2 separate regions of the Homo sapiens genome follow, and region 1 is linked to region 2. A link is an interaction called in ENCODE POLR2A ChIA-PET data of the cell type or tissue named here. Cell type or tissue: IMR-90. All regions are shown on one strand. Each heading gives the region's core, and the rest is flanking DNA. Links, peaks and the distances in the headings are about the cores only.

The links. Peaks named below come from ENCODE experiments on the same cell type or tissue, not always from the same donor. Only the 100,000 strongest peaks of a DNase experiment are listed, where the experiment ranks them.
Region 1: POLR2A ChIA-PET joins it to region 2 with 5 read pairs; 3 of 35 experiments call an interaction of 5 or more read pairs at or near these places.

Annotation. Positions count from the first base shown.
Region 1 is chr1:158,007,523-158,015,810 of GRCh38, forward strand. The region is part of intron 1 of KIRREL1 (kirre like nephrin family adhesion molecule 1); the gene reads left to right. Among named protein-coding and RNA genes, the nearest start is that of KIRREL1-IT1, 14 kb to the right of the region's middle. In IMR-90, for the core only: no CTCF peak of the experiment used is centred there; DNase peaks (open chromatin) are centred at 2,369, 3,399 and 4,349; H3K4me3 peaks cover 1,018 bases; H3K27ac peaks cover 7,226 bases.
Region 2 is chr1:158,071,447-158,079,725 of GRCh38, forward strand. It overlaps KIRREL1 (kirre like nephrin family adhesion molecule 1), which reads left to right. Exons shown (of 15, transcript NM_018240.7): 2 at 4,667-4,816; 3 at 6,545-6,694. Among named protein-coding and RNA genes, the nearest start is that of KIRREL1-IT1, 50 kb to the left of the region's middle. In IMR-90, for the core only: no CTCF peak of the experiment used is centred there; no DNase peak of the experiment used is centred there.

The sequences.
Region 1 (8,288 bases), core at 289-8,288, 64 kb before region 2:
GCCAGGTGACATGCTTTGCACACACACAGGCAGAGCCCCCCGACACCTCAGGAGAGGACTGGGGTGGAATGTAAGCCCTCTGAAGAAGAAGAGCTCGTGTGTCTGGGGGGAGAGTGCAGCATGGGCAGCCTGTCCTGGAGTTAAACCGGGCTTCAGCTTGGAGCCTGCTTGTGGGCAGCCTGGGTTTGCTTGAGGATAGTGCACCCTTTAAGGGTAGGAGGGTAGGACAACTATGGCCCGGAGTCCTGGAAGTGCAGCTAGCCCTGCAGCTGGCCATCCACCAGCAGCCCCTGTGCCCTCGCTTCTCTCTGCCCCCGAGCCGGATGCTCCCCGCTCCTGCTGTCCTTCCCTGTCTGTTGGTCTGTCACTCTGCAGGAGTGAAGTGCGCCCTGCTCCTGAAGCATTTGGAGCTTGATAATTTGTGGATTATAGCTAACTCTCGATAAAGATTCCCCTAATTGCTTGGCTCACCTCAGGTTCTATCATCAAAGCAAAGCCGGGAGGCCCCCCTCTCGCCCTCCTTTTCTTTTTATTATCTCTTAATTAATCATTCTGGCTTTCACACTTAGCAGATAATTACAGTCTCCTGGGCACGCAGCTCATTTTCATAACCTCCTGCTCCTAGCCGGCAGCGAGGGGGGTGGGGAGGAAGAGGGAGAGAAGGGGAGAGTGGGAAGAGACATGTTGGAGGAAGGGGGCGGGGCGCAGTGAGAAGAAAGGGACACTTGGGGTGGTAAGGCAGCCTGGGAGCCAGAACCCCTGGGCTGCCCAGCAGGCCCCAGGGGTCTCTGCCAGAAGGCAGGAGGCTGTGCCCCTTGGGGAGGCCTCACCTGGTCCACAGTGCTGGCTGCTGGCACAGGCTTTATCCCCGGAGCTCCCCTGGCCTGCCCTAGGGGTACAGCAGGAGATGTGTATAGGTTGGTGGCCAGAAAGCTTAGTGAAGAGCAGGAGATAGTCCCCAGTGAGGTTCAGTCAACCGTGTGCTGGGAAGTCGAGAATCGCTGTGATAGGGAAAGGAAGGGCAGGGCCACCATCACAACAGGACCTGGACCCTGGCCTGGGAACTTTTCTGTTTGTGGGGAGCAGGACACCTCTCCTGAGGCTTGAGCCCCTGGAAATGACCAGGGAATGATCACTCAGTAGTAGGATCAGATGAAGAGAGAAAGGGCTCACCTTTACTCAGCACCATGTGGGAGCTGCGCCAGGTGTTTCACAGTGTGCTCATCATGCCCGTTTTAGAGATGAAGAAAACCATGGCTCAGAGAGCGCCTGTCATTTGTTCGAGTCACAACAAATTAAATCCAGGTCTGTCTGGTTAGTTGTAAAGGTCATGTTCGTACCACCCAATGGCCCTGTCTCCATGGGGTCAGCACAGGACAGGATGTAATGGAAAAAGGGAGGGAGGGGACACCATTCCTGCTGGGCCCTCCCCTCTGGACCCAGCAGATGGTCAGCTCTGCTGTCACCTCGGGGCTTTCCTTGGGCTTTCATCCCAGAGATAAACAGAAAGGACACCCGTCCAGATGATGAATTGAGAGGCCCAAGAGACAGAAACCTTTGCCCGTGAGTTGGACACACAGTTGGACCAGGGGACCCTAATCTCTAGTGTGTCTCGTGTCTGTCCCTCGTTCCTGTTCCTCAGCAGTTCTTTGTGCCCCAAGCTTCTTCAGGTCCCCGAGAAGCGGATGGGGGACATGGAAAAGTCCTTCTTTCCCTGGACATATTGAATTTTCTTTCATGACCCTAGTCCAGTGTGCCTGGTTTTTAGAATTAAATGAGGTGGATCCTACTTCTTTGCCATTAACTAGCAGTGAGATCCTGGAATATAAACTTTGAGTCTCAATTTCTTCATTGGTAAATGGGAATCTTGAAAAGACTGGTGACAGTATATGCAAAACAGAGCCTCTGACCCATGATAGGTGCTTAACAAATGGTGGCTGTTGTTACTACTACCATTATTATTACCACCATACATGAAAGCACCTGGCTTAGCAGACAGCACATAAAGCAAGTTAGTTTCTTAACAAGTTTGTGAGGGAGGGAGGGTCCTTTTGTTCTACTTCCTCGAAAAAGGAGGGAAGGCACACAATTTCTACCTTGTGCTGCTTCTAGGGTGTGCTATTGAGAAAAGTCATGGCAGCCTGTTCTGGTATAATTCTTCTTTCCACAAATAAATTGCCTGTTCAAGCTGGGGCTGCTTCTGGCTGAAAGCTCATTGGCACCCAGCTCCAAGCAAGGCTGATCTTGCCTCTGCCGCCTGCCAGACCTCAGATTGCCCACCTCAAGCCTGTGTGCCAAAGGGTTAAACATAGCGAGTTAAACATAAAAGGGTTAAACATATCACATGGCTTGCAACTTCTGACTCAGCTTCTGGTTTCCTGGGCATTACAATAGGAACATCTATATTCAGGAGGCAGTATGGAAAGAGCACTGGATTGCAGGTCTAGATGTGGATTTTAGCCCCATTTGTGCCTCTACTGGAGAGACCTTACTCAGTGACCTGGGCCTATTTTCTTATCATAAAATGAGAAGGTTAATTTCCAAGATTCTTTCTGGCTGCACAGTTTTCCAACTCCTTCCTATCCGGTAAGAGTTCATGAAAAGGACTGGCTCTTCCCAAATGAGGCCCTGGATCTCTCTGATTTGGTTTATAAGCCAAGGCCAGAGGTACTGATTTCAGAGGGCCAGAGCAGGGGTATCCCAGGAGCAGCGTTTGCTCAGGAACCAGGGTGGAAGCAAACATTTCATGCATCTTCAGATCTGGTCTGAACTTGGGGTAAGGAGAGCAGGAGTCCCCACCATAAACACACACACACACACACACACACACACACACACACCCCACACAGTCCTGAGAATGTCACACACATGCATACACACACACACACACACACACACACACACACACACACACACACACACACACACACACACACACTGTCCTGAGAATGTCCCAGCCTGCCCTGGAAGGTGGGGACCTGGACCAACGGTGTGGGTGCTTGTGTATGCATGTTGATAAGAGTTTCTCCCCGAAGAAACATGCTCTGGCTTTGCCCTGAACTTTAGCTTTGGTCTATGAAAAGGTTTTGCTGAATCTTGTGGGAACATAAACATTCGGCAGATTTCTTTCCCTGAAAGCTATTTCTTCTCTTTTTCTGGGAACTTTTGCCAGCAAGATCAAGGGCCCTCCACCCTTCCCTCCTCCCTCCCCTTTGCCTGAGACACCCAACCCCCTTTCTCCTCCTCTCCTAAATGAAAACAAAGTTAACTGGTGTGTACTGGGAATCATTTCAGAGCAAACTGGGCCAGAAGAAAGGAGTAAAGCAAACAGATAGCTCTCCCAAGAGGAGAAATTATAAGAAGGGAAGGGAGGAGAGAGAGAGAGAAAATAAGCCAATGGCATCAGTGGTGAAAAGTGAATTCCAGACATTTAAAATTCTTTTGGTTTTAATCATCTCAGAGGCTGACCAGAGCTGAGCTGTGGGGGCAGGGAAAAAATGAAAACCAGGGCCCTCTACTTGGAGCGGGCTGGAATCTCAGATTGTCTGCAAAGACCGACAGCCTTCCTATGCAAGCTGCTCACTCTTCTCAGCCCAGGCCCTCATGACCTCCTGTGTCTGACTGCAGATGGTTTACCGCCTCCGGAGAGCCCATCCTGACTAACCCTCTCTTTTTATCTCACTTTACACTCGGTTTTCAAGCACTGACCTTTCAGTTTTCCAACCGGATTGCAAGTTCCCCAAGGCCCTGGATTATGTTTTGTTAAAAGCAAAACTAACAAACGACAAACCAAAGCCTCTTTCATAATTATGCCTTGGTCCCCTGCGTGAGGGTTGGACCCTCGGAGAAGCCCCAAGGCCTCTTCCTCATCTGTAAAATGGGCTGAAGAGCTGAGCCCAGCCTTGAAGAGACTCTAGAAGGAACCGGAAGCTGGGAGAAGCCTAGCGGCTGGTGCCTCCTCTGTGCTGTGCTCTATTGGGCACTTCAGGATTCTCTCAAGGCTGCCCTGTGGGAGGGGTTGGAGGCATTTCGCTGAGGCCTAGGGGAAGTAGAGGGTCTTATTGTCCCCTTTCTCAGGGGTAGGTCTGGTTGGCAGTGGGTGAAGCTCCTGGACACAGGTGGCTGGGAGATGGGATGGGGGATTCCAGGCTCTCTCCTTCCCTGGGCCACAGTGGGTTTTAAGGTGAAGGAGGGAACCAGGAAATCTTGCCAGCTGTGGAGAGGTGATTGGTGGGAGGACCGGAGGGCAGCAGTGGGGGAAGGAGCCTGGAGGAGAAGCAGGAGGCCAGGCAGTGGCCACGAGGACGTAGTCACACGCAGAAGCCTCCTTTCCCTGGACCGGGTCCCCTCTGTGGTCAGCATCTTTCTTCTTTCTGAGCTCCCTCCCCCAGCTCTTCCCCCTCAATGTTGAGCTCTCAGTTTCTTTCTCCATCTGGAGGCAGCTCTCTTCATTCTCATGACCACCAGCTGTTTCTCCCACTTTCCCCCTCCCACTTTCCCTCAAACTTTGATTCCTGGGCCTTTGGACTTAGGTCTGTTTTTCATAGTGTATCTCCCACCCCTGCTTCCCTTCCCCAATAAGATTAAAAAATGTAGAGCTTGAGGGTAGATTAGAGTTGACCTTAGAATAGGAGTCAGGTGACCTGGATTTTAATCTCAACTCGTCTTATTGGACTGCTTTCTCTTGGGCAAGACATGTGCTTTTTTGGGGCCTTGGTTTATTCAGTAGTAAAATGAGGAGCTCCGTAAATGATGCCTGAGGCCAGATGCTTTTCACCTTCTGGAAAAAAGAGCAAGATCTGGAGTTCAGACTGCTCAGATTCAAGGACCTGTCACCTCCTACCCGTGTGACCTTGTGCAAGTCACTTCACCTCTTTGTAGGAGAACAGTGGCATCTGCTTCATGGAATGATGATAAAGACTGCATTAAATTACCTGCATAGAATGTGTGGCTTGGTACCTGAGACACTGTAAGCCAGTGGTATAAGTTAGCTCTTATTGTTAAATACTAACCTTTTTTTTGGTGTGGTGTAATAAAAAGAGTCCTGGATTTGTAATCAGGGACCTGAGTTCACATTCCATCTTCCTTTCCAATTGTCTGTGTGACCTTGTGCAAGTCTGTTTCCCTAATGCTTTATAACATGGAATTCATAAGTCCTGTTTTGCCCCTCACTGGGAGTTGTGAATATAAGTTAATGTAAAGTCTATAGGGGCAAGGGCCTTCTTTGTCTCAGCCTCCCATTACCCGCCTAGTGCATGGGCACTCAACAAATGTGAGATAAATGATAGTGTAAGTTACTAATCTATGAACAAAGAAACTGAGTCCCAGAATGGGGAAATGACTTGCTTAAGCTGGACACAGCTAACCCTTTGTTGTGGGGGCTGTCCTGTACATTGGAGGATGTTTAGCTTCATTCCTGGCCTCTACCTACTGGAAGCCAGTAGCACCCCAGTCTCCAGGTGTGACAATTTAAAATGTCTTCAGACATTTCCAGATGTCACCTGGGAAGTAAAATTGCCCCAAGTGAGAACCACTGAGCTAACCAGAGGAAAAGCTAGAACTGGAAATGAAGTCTTCTGACTCCCCTTCCATAGCTTTTTCTAAAATGCCACACTGCTGTCCATTTCTCCCTTTATCCCATACCCCATAAAATTTAGAGAGAGAGGTTTATGTTGTTGAGGATGAAGTAAAGTATTTTGTCTTCTAGCCCATTTCAGAGATAATTTCCACATAAGCTGCGACTGACCTGTCTGTCCTGGGTTAGGGCTAAGGAAGGAGGCAGGTGGCAAAGAGAGTCACCTGGGCAGTCCACTAAGCAGAGTGGACGGAGGACCTGACTTCCCCTAGAAGCATGCCATGTTTGTGATGAGGATTCCTGGACGATCTACCACATCTCCACCCCGAGCAGATAAAAGCAGACTCCTTGTGATGCCAGACAGAACTGTTTTGGGTTTCAGGTGCCTACGGCTCCCCGTTTCTTCTCACCTTGCATACCCCACCCCATGCCCCACAGTAGCTCTGAGAGGACCTAGGGCATCGTAGAGTACAGTTTGAAAATTACAGATTTATTCCAACCCTTGAATGTTACAAATGAAAACCAAGACTCAGAGGGTAAGTGACTCGCTGCCCCACAGCAGTGACCAGAGCCACAAGTTCCACCTTAGTCCCCTGCCCTTGCTCCGCAACCAAGGTGTGTGTACACCTCCCGCCGACTAGAAAACTGCCACTTCATCTAGGCTGTCTCCACGGACCTCCCTGCCTCCCCTACCATTCCCCACTGCACAGACAAAAATGTCCTTTCTGGGGTGGGGGTGGGAGTAGGGGTGGTGACTTAAGGAGCTTACTGTCCATTAATTGCTAGAGGAAGGTGGTGGTCCCTGGAGGATTTTAGGTGACACTGCTCCTGGGACTGTCAGCAGATCCCCCACCTTCCCTAGAGATGCCCTTGTTTTTCAACCTCTGCCCCCATCCCTCCTAAGGGGCCTATTCTTGCTGTCATGGCAACCAGGGGATTAGGACCAGTTTGGAAGCCCAAAGATATGGGAGAGGGCTTAGTAAGAAGGCAGGTGGAAGGAGGAAATGAGAGAATGAGGTGATGATAAAAAAACAGAGCTACGTGGGGGAAGTGGAGGGCAACGAGGAAGGTAAAGGGAAGGGGGAGATGAGAGAGACCTCACTAGAGTAAGAGAGAAAAAGGAGGGAGGAGGGGGAGGGAAGAGAGAGAGAGAAACCTCAACTTTTATTTAAAATCAGAGAGCAGTTGTAAGCCTGGAGTTGTTGCCATGGCAACAGCAAAGAAAAGAAGATAGAGAGCTTGTGAAGCCATGAAAACCCAATAGGGGTAAATGTTTAAAGCCAGGAACAAAAACCATTCAGAGATAATTAAGTAACCGGCCGCAGGTTCCATACTCCTGCCCATTGTCCGGGACTCTGCCTGAGATCCTAGCCTCCTTCCCGTCTTGCCTTCTTCTCCCACCCTTTACTCCTTCCCCTCACTCACAAGGATTTCAAAGCAGCAGCCAGGGAACACCCGACCACCCTCCCTGTAATCTTCTTTCCTTTAGCGAGGGACTGACCTGCTTACTCCGGTCCCAGTCCCTTAGACCGACACTGGGCGAGCTTTCTCTCCTTCACTATTAAGAGAAATATAGTCTTTATGGGGGGGGGGGGGCGGGGGGAAGGAGGTTTTAGTCAGATAAATGGAAGAACTTCTTGACGCTGAATTGCTACATGGATAACTAAGTTGTGGACTTTTCTTTCCTTCCTTGGATACGACAGGCAAGGCCCACCTCTGTGTTAACTGCGGCCCTCTAGATCTCTGAATTGCTAGGATTCTTGGGGTCTTCCTCGGAAGGGGAGGTGCGTTCTCCTCCTTCCGGTGCTTTACTGGGACTATTTAACTGTGTTTAATGCTACCACTAATTCCTCTTTGAATGCTTCTTAGGATTTTTCCAGCAGGCTTAATCTTCCCAAGCCTCAGGATGGCCACAAGCTAAGCTGATACTTTGGGGGTTAGGTGTACTCTGAAGAAATTTTTTTTTATTGCCAAAGTACTCTTTTGTTTTTTAAATGAGTTTCATAAAGTCACCTTACTCCTACCCCAGACATCACAACAGCTGGCTGGCCCCTCACCCCATCTCCTTAGGGAAATAATCTTTTGAGTCCTGCCATACCTTCAGTGTCTCCTAAGAAACTGTGAGTATCAGAGAGGGCTGTGATGTCCTTTTCTTCCTCTCATCTCTGATGCAGTTCTGAACTGGGGGCCAAAATAGCTAAGTAGGAAGAGTCCTGTTTTGCACCTGCAGCACTCCCTCGCTCCTGCCCGCTGTTATCACCCACCTCCAGTCCCTTCCTGCAGATACTCTCAATGTTATCCTCAGACTAAGCCAGACCATTGGAGAGTTGGGAACCAAGATGGAATGGTTTTGGCCCCTTAAAGAATTGCTTTTACTGAACTGAGCATTTGGTGCTGTGCCACCAGCCCTCACTGAGGAATGCTTTAAGGAACAGCCCTGTGAGACTCCTTACTGCATTTATGGTAGGAATGTTGTCCAGGACATGGTTCAACACATCACAGTGTCCTTTTATGAGGATCCACAGGAGAAAGTTCCAGAGCTACTTTACCTAAGCTTCTGGTTCATTTTTTTATGGTTACTGTAAATTGTATCATGAATTTTGAAATTTTCCTCTTTGCACTGACTGCTTGGAAGCTCAGAGCTAGACCTTGTAGTTCATCTCTGATGAGGCACTTAGGATCTTATGGCATATATTTAGTATATTAGTTTTAC
Region 2 (8,279 bases), core at 1-8,000:
ACCACAGCTGTGATGGTGTCTGAAGGCAGGGAGGGAGCAAGATCAAAGCAGATGGGAATACACTTAAAACATACGCGCAGAATCTCACTGGCTGGCCCCAGACTGGAGCTGCCAGAATTTGACCCAGCAATGGTCTGTTTTCACTGTATGTCTGTGGTCAGGACCTTCCTGGTTCCCCTCCCACCTGGCCCCCGGGAGGCCACCTTCCCACCCCACATAGAGCAGTTTCCTTGTGTTTCTGTTTGGCACTGGTTTTATTTCCTGGAAGGGGGCGCAGGCATAGGGACGGGATTGAAATGTCATCCTCAGTCCAGGGCAGGCTCTGCTCTGTGGCGTGGATGGTGGACGGCCAGGCAACCAGGACCTGAGAGGCAGGTGTGCACACAAATGTGTGCCTAGGACACTTGCTAGGCCACTTGTCCTGGGTTTTTAGTGGCTTCTTGACACTCAAGGGCAAACCAACACCTCATCCCCCTTTTACATTGTAATGCTACTGGGTCCCCTCTCCCCTTCCTGCTAACTGATCAGCCATGCCCTGTCCGAGGCCTGCACCTCACTGCTCACTTTCTAGGCTTTCTCCTCTGCTCTCCCACATCCCCCTCGCCACCACCATATGTCAGAACCGTCCAGAGCCTGTTTCCCTTGCCCTTCCCTTCTCTGCTCCACATTCTCTTTTTCAGGGAGCTTCCCAGGACCGACTCCAAGTTCCACCCAGCATTGTTCCTCCTCTCACTGAGAGGAGGGTGCTGTCCTCTTCACCTGCCCAGCCTGTCTCTACCTCGGTGGAAGTCTGTGAGCCTTCTGGGGTCAGGGGCATGCTCTGCCTCCTTTTCTGGATGGTGGTTTCACAGGCAGGACTGTGGACTCGGATTTGCTCACTCTCACTCCCTCAGTCAACAGACATATTTGGAACACCCGTAGTGTGCCAGGCAGCAGGCCCTGCACCTGGTGATGGGCTTGACTATAAGTGGCACAGTCCAGACTCCTGGAGTTGCCCCTGGGGTAACAGCAGGGATGGGGTGGCCAGTGCAGTGTGGGCCCTACTACAGCAGAAGTGAGACGTGAGTAGGAAGACCTTGAGGGAACTACACGAAAGTCACGGGAGACTTCCCAGAGGAGGTGACTGTTTGAATCCCGAGGGAGCAGGGGGAGCAGTGTCCACCCCAGGGAAAGGCCTGTGCAAGGGCATGAAGAGGTGACAAAGGCCTCCTCTCAGTGAGAGGAGGAACAATGCTGGGTGGAACTTGGAGTCGGTCCTGGGAAGCTCCCTGAAAAAGAGAATGTGGAGCAGAGAAGGGAAGGGCAAGGGAAACAGGCTCTGGACAGTTCTGACATGTGGTGGCGAGGGGGATGTGGGAGAGCAGAGGAGAAAGCCTAGAAAGTGAGCAGTGAGGTGCAGGCCTCGGACAGGGCATGGCTGATCAGTTAGCAGGAAGGAAGGGGAGAGGGGACCCAGTAGCATTACAATGTAAAAGGGGGATGAGGTGTTGGTTTGCCCTTGAGTGTCAAGAAGCCACTAAAAACCCAGGACAAGTGGCCTAGCATCTGGGTACAGATCAGAGAGAACAGGACTTGGTGAAGGGAGACTTGGGGCGTTCCTGTAATCATAAGCCAGGTCGGCATAACCCAGGGGCATCTGAACTATATTTGGGATTCTATGTTGGCTGCAGGGGCTGTTTTGGGACCAGAAAACATTGCCAGTGGCTTTAGTAGGCCCAGGGTCTAGGCTGCCTTTCCATCCAATTAAATTCCCGAGATGTCTTTACTTCCCCTCCTTTCTGGACTCTCTGCAAGGTTATTACTTCCATGCCCCTGTGTCTGGACTGAATTGCTTCAGTCAGGCCTAAATCAAGAGGAAACTTCAAAACTGCCAGAAAGTCAGATACCACCTTCTTTGTCATGTTCCTATTCAGGTTTCCAGTTGTCCCTCTAATTGTCTAACTGTTCAGGAGAAATAATGATCATAGCTGCCATTTAGTGCATACAGGCAAGGGACTGTACCACGCATAGCATACACCTCATCTCATTTTACTTTGACAGCAATCCAGAAATAGACATTAACATTCCCCAGTTTACCAGGCAGGAAAATGAAGCTTAGCAAATAACTTGGCCAAGGTCACTGGGTGAGAAAGCCACACAGGCAATATATAAACCACAGTCTGTCTCCTAAACCTGTCCTCTTAGTATTTGGGCACAGAGGGATTTGGCGTTCCTCAGTCCAGGCTTGTCATTGTACAGGTGAGCAAATGGGGGCCCATATGAGGAATTGACACACCCAAGGTCACACCACTCCTCATCTCCACAAGACCCCCGTTTCCTGATTCTTACTTCAAGTGCTTCCCATCTCCATCTTGCCGCAGGGTCAGCTGCTTCTTCATTCCAAGTGGACAAGGAGCCAGCTGCTCACTGTCCTTGAGAGACTTCAGCGAGAGACCAGGGTGTCCAGGCTCCATGCAGGAAAGCCATGCGTATAAATTCCACCTCTGAGCCAGGGCTCACCAGCAAGCCCACTCTTAAGCCCTTGACTTGGGCTCCAGGGGCCATGGGAAGGAGAAACGTGAGTGTGGAGAGTTTGCAGCATATAGCTGCACTAGAGAAATGCGCAAGGATATGAATAAATTTGAATAATAATGAGGACAATGCTTGAATTAATAATGTTGGCTGCTCACCTGACCCACCCCTCCCCCAGGATCTCAGCACCTGCCACCCTGATCACTCAAAAGGGATTATCCTTTAGAAGACATGAATGAAAGGTCAGGTCAGCAGACTTGAGGAGCCACTCATGGAGTATGGGAGAGGGAGCCTGTTTCTAACTTCCTGGCCCCTGCAGACCCAAAGACCTAAATTTGCACACTTAATCAAGAGTAAAGAGTCTGCCTCATGCTAGATCACATTCTGGTTATCAGTCCACTCTAGGCCCCAGCTACCTCTTTTTCAGACCCCTTTGTGTGCAACAACCAGTGGGGATGGATGTCGGATGTTCAGGAGATTCAGATGGGGGAGAGAGCTTGGCCCTCTGCCTTAGAGGAGATGTTGGCATTCTGCTGGAACAGATAGGGCAAATGTCCTCACCTACTAGTTGCCCTCTACCCTGTGACAAACAAAATCATGGACATTACCCCTGATCATTTGAGAGAGGAAACCCCGTACATAGTGATAACAGCAGGGCCGAGTGACGCGACCGGTTATATTTGCCCAAGAGGCCAAGGAATTGGGCTAGGAGGGCTTCCTGGAAGAGGGACATGTAGAGCAGGTTTGAGGAAAAAAGGAGAAATGGGGCTGGTGAAGAGAAAGGAAGGAAGGGGATGAGACTAGGATCCCACTTCTGTGGTGGCTTAGAGGGACATCTTGGAGTGGCGAGGGGTGAGTTAAGTTTGCTTACACACAGGAGTGATGATGGGGCAGATAAATTTTAGAAAGCTCTGTTAGGAAAAGGTCAGATTTGGGGATTGTGGCCTCTGCAGATTCATGAGCTGTGGAGGGAAAGAAGAAGGAGGAGGCCGTGACTTTTGGGGAGAGCCGATTTCAGTTACCTGGTATGACAGGTTGGGAGCATGGCAAGGAAGTCCCAGAACTCTCCTTTGCTGTCCTTCAGTCACTCCCTTGTCCCCCTTCTCCTTTCCCCACAACTTGGCAAAGGAACCTGAGCCCCATAGCTCACATAGCTCTGCAAGGAGCCTAGGCCTGCCCCACCACTGGGGCCGACCAGTGCTGGTTGGAGCCAGTGGGTGGGAGTGGTGGGGGAGAAAAAACCCGCAATGCAATTCCCTGCTCCATTTAGGCTCCACAATTAAAGGCAATTACTCTGCAGTTCTCTAATCAAATGCTCCCGGCCGAGCTGCCAGCCGGGCAGCCATGTGTAGCTCCCACAGCCGGAGGGAGAGTGGAACAAAGTCACGTGGCCTCTCAGCTCCCACAGTGAAGGAGGCGGGGTGTGTGCAGGTGTGTTCATGTGTACACACTTAGGCCCCCCTGCACTTGGGAGCGAAGGATGAACACACAGAGCAGGGCACATGTGCCAAGAAGTGGGTTCAGAGCTACTTTGTTTTGGATACACTTTCCACCCAGGAAGCTTCTATACACACATGTGGACATGCTGGCTTTATAGTATCTACCCTGATGTATTCGTGGAGGAATTGTACCTGGCATAGTTGCACATGAGTGTTGGTTCACATTGACTCCCATCAGCTCACATGACACGCGTCTAAGTAGGAGTCATTAATGTGGGGGTGGGCTGGGGCAATGGGTAGTAGAGGAACAGCTAGGACCTGGATGCAGGGGCTCAGGTTCTAATCCCAGCTCTGCCATTAACTTGCCCTTGAGTAAGTTACTGTCCTCCCTGGAAGTCAGGGTCCTCCTCTGTAAAATGAGAGGGTTGGACTAGACCCATTTTTAAGGCCCTTCTGTAACAGTGCACTATTTTCTGTGATTGCTGAGCACTTCAGCTCCTGAAATCCATTCCCATGGGTCTCAGAGGGAGGAAGGAATAAAGGGTAAGGACGTGGCATCTTGAAACAAAGGGGTTGAGGCTGAAGGGGGGCAGGGACCGGAGAGTCCCCATCCCCAACTGGAGGCTCTCCCTCCTTCCAGCTGCATGGTGAGGGGGACCTCTTAGAGGAGCCCCTCTCCTTACTCATCTTACCCAGTGCTGGCTTTGGCTTTGCAGGGACCCAGACCCGCTTCAGCCAGGAGCCAGCTGACCAGACGGTGGTGGCTGGACAGCGGGCCGTGCTCCCCTGTGTGCTGCTCAACTACTCTGGAATTGTGCAATGGACCAAGGACGGGCTGGCCCTGGGCATGGGCCAGGGCCTCAAAGGTGAGTGCCTGGCTACCCAACGTCCAAACTGTCCCATCTTCTCCGCCATTCCCCACTTCCAGCATAGATTCCTGGACTCACCATCCCTTAGTTCCCTCACCACCCTCCTCTGTGCCACAGCCTCCCCTCTGTCTCTGCTACTGAGCTCCATTTCTACAGCTTTCCCACCCTGCAGCTCTACCTTTCCTCCCACTGAGGACTGACTTGAGGAAGGCAGTACGAAGCCTGAGAGGTCAAGGGAAACCAAGAGACCTTTATATAAGAGAGTTTCAGGCAGACACAGACCCTGTGAGGGGAGCTGCAGGCAGACAGCTGTCTAGCAGGAGGTGCTGGGAGACTCCAGAGTCTGCAGCAAGGGTAGGAGAGGGCACAGGCAACTTCTGTGTCCCGCAAGTGTCTCATGCCGGCCTGGCTCGGCTCCAGCCTCTCTCCTCCCCGCTGCCCAGGCGATGTCTGCTCAGAGGCCAAAAACTCATTTTAATATCAGCCTGAGCATTCATTTATTTATTCATTCAACAAGCCTTTATTAAGCACTGGCTATGTAGCTGGTGCTGAAGCAAACATAATGAGTCAGTCAAACACAAAAAAACCAACTTCCTATATTCTAAAGCAAGTAAAGAGACCTTTGGAAAGGCTGCCTGGCAGAGTGGACACCTGGGTTCTAGTCCTGCCTCCGCCAGCTGGGTGACCTTAGGAAAGCCACTTCACCTCTCTGGACCTTCATTTACTGTGTGAAGCAGGCATAGTGGTTGCAGGCCGGTCTGCCTTAGAAGTGCATTTGTGAGTTTTGAGCCAAATGGGAGAAGAGATTTGTAAAAACATATTTTAGCTTTAAAGCACTGTAAAGAAGTAAGTATGGGTGTGGGGGATGGGCTGTATATTTTTATTCTTATAATTGTTGAGGGAGTTGAGATTATTTGCTGTGAGTTCCATGTGTTAGTACAGGTAGAGGAAATTCGTCTGTGTAGAGCAATCCATATAAGGGAAAGAGATGGGTCTGGTAGATCTATTGATGATAGAAAGAGAAAGAAACTGGGAGAGAGAGTGAGATCAATAGATATGGAGTGAGAAGAATCGATAGCCTCTGGACAGAGGGAGATCATGGGAAGGAGCTGATGGTGGGAATGTGAGGGGAGGCTGGGAAGCAAGAAGCGGGTGGGGGAGCCTGGAGGAAGGAGGGCAAGGCCCACTGCCTCAGCCACTGCTTCTGCAGGAAACCAGGACTCTTTGGTTTAGGAGCTCCTCTGGGGAGCCAGCGGTCCCCTGCCTCATCCTTCCTCCCTGGGCCTGCCTTGGGCTTCCCTCTGCCTTATGAGTCCTGCAGAGGTGCTCCCATGAGCTCATGTCTGTGCTGCGATGCCCTATATTTCCTGGCGCCCACACACTCGCTCTCCCTCTCTCCCCCTCTCCTTTGCTCCCTGCTGTGTGCCTTTTTCTCTCCTCTTTCTCCCCTATTATTATGAGAGGCATTTGTCTGCAAACAGCCTTGGAGATTTCATCTGCTCCTGCTAGCCTCCCTGCTTCAGCTGCCCTCCTGTCTGCTCCTCCAGCTGTATGGCTCCCAGCCTCGCCGTGAGGTGTCGTGGCATCAGGTGTCTGTGTCTGGGGCCTCACCTTCTCACCTGTCAGTGGTGTCCCAGGAGAGGGCAGAGGGAGGAGTACTGGTGTGGGATGGCTGAGGATGTGTCCTTGTTTCAAGGTTGGGCCTCATTCTTTCTGTTTCTGCAGCCTGGCCACGGTACCGGGTTGTGGGCTCCGCAGACGCTGGGCAGTACAACCTGGAGATCACAGATGCTGAGCTCTCTGACGACGCCTCTTACGAGTGCCAGGCCACGGAGGCCGCCCTGCGCTCTCGGCGGGCCAAACTCACCGTGCTCAGTAAGGACCCCAATACCCTTCAGTACTTCGAGGCCCTGTCTCTCTGTATCCTGGCAGTCTCTCCCACTCTCCAGTTCCCTCTTTAATTTCCCAGCTTCTCCCTCTCTGTTACTGGCCTTATCCCTGCCCTAATGCTCAAGTCCAGGTAGAAGAAAGTAAACCAGGCATGTGGGAGACGTGGGGTGCTGGCGGGACGTGAGCTGTGTGAGGCCCAGCATCCTCTCTGCCGCAGCCAGTGCCTCGGCCACTCAGGGACAGGGCCTTCTGCCTTTTAGAAACAAGGCTGTGGAGACAAGAAGCAGGGACGTATGGAGTGATGGAGACCCGGGCCCTCCTTTCCCAGCTGTCCTGGCTGGCAGGCTTGTTGGTGAGGGGGCGTCTCCCTTCCACTTTCCTCTCAGCTGCCTCGGAGACCCCAAACGGCCCCCGTGCCCCTCCTTCCACCTCACCCTAGCCTCACACAACCCTTCTTCCCTCAGCTGCCTCCTTTCCTCCCTCAGTGCTCACCCTTCCTCTCAAATTCACCTGGGGGCCTCCTCCAGGAACAGGGGAATAGGACTGGAAGGAATGGGCCTTGAGGCTGAAAACTGGGGTGAGGGGTGGGAGGGATGGGGTCCTGCTGTGTCTGGATGGCTGCTGGCTCTTGGAAGCCCTGCAGCTCTTGGAAGCCCTGCGCCAGCCAGGCAGCCACCCACTGGGGGACCGAGCAGATGTCCCTCTATGGTAACCCCCGAGGCCATTTGCATAATGAGGGGACTCTCTCCTGCAGCAGTGCCACAGAACCGGAAGGAGGCCAGCTTCAGCACACCCCTTGCCCCCCCTCACCCACTCAGCCCCCAGCCTCTCTCCAAGCCTCACTCTTGCAATACCTCTGAATCTGCCAGTCTTCCTGTTCTCTCCAGCCCTGTTGTCTCACTGGGCCTCTGCCTCTGTTGTGCTTTCTGTCTTGGGCTTGGACTCTGTCCATCTGTGACTCTCTTTCTTCCCTATTTACATTGACTCTGTCCCTTTTTTTTCTGCCTCCATTTGATATGTTTTGCCCCTCTTCCTTTCCTTCCTTCTAACTTGAAATCACTGAATTTGCGGGGAGCCCCCAAGATGGATGGGAGAAAGGAGAGAGGAGCTGAGATGAGGGAGTTTGGGTACAAGGAAGGTTTTCTGTTGTTTGTTTGGTTGGTTGGTTGATTGGTTGGTGTTTTTTGAGACAGAGTCTCTGTCACCCAGGCTGGAGTGCAGTGGCATGATCTCGGCTCACTGTAATCTCCACCTCCCGGGTTCAAGGGATTCTTGTGCCTAAGCCTCCTGAGTGGCTGAGATTACAGGTGCCCGCCACCATGCCTGGTTAATTTTTGTATTTTTTAGTAGAGACGGTGTTTCACCATGTTGGCCAGGCTGGTCTCGAAATCCTTACCTCAGGTGATCCACTCATCTTGGCCTCCCAAAGTTCTGGGATTACAGGCATGGGCCACTGTGCCCAGCCTGTTGTTTTGTTTTTTGTTTTTGCAAGGAGGGAGGTGAGAACATAACAAGTCCTCAGAGCATAGTGGAAAGAGAGAGTCCTAGACTGCTGGTGGTTAGGAGACCT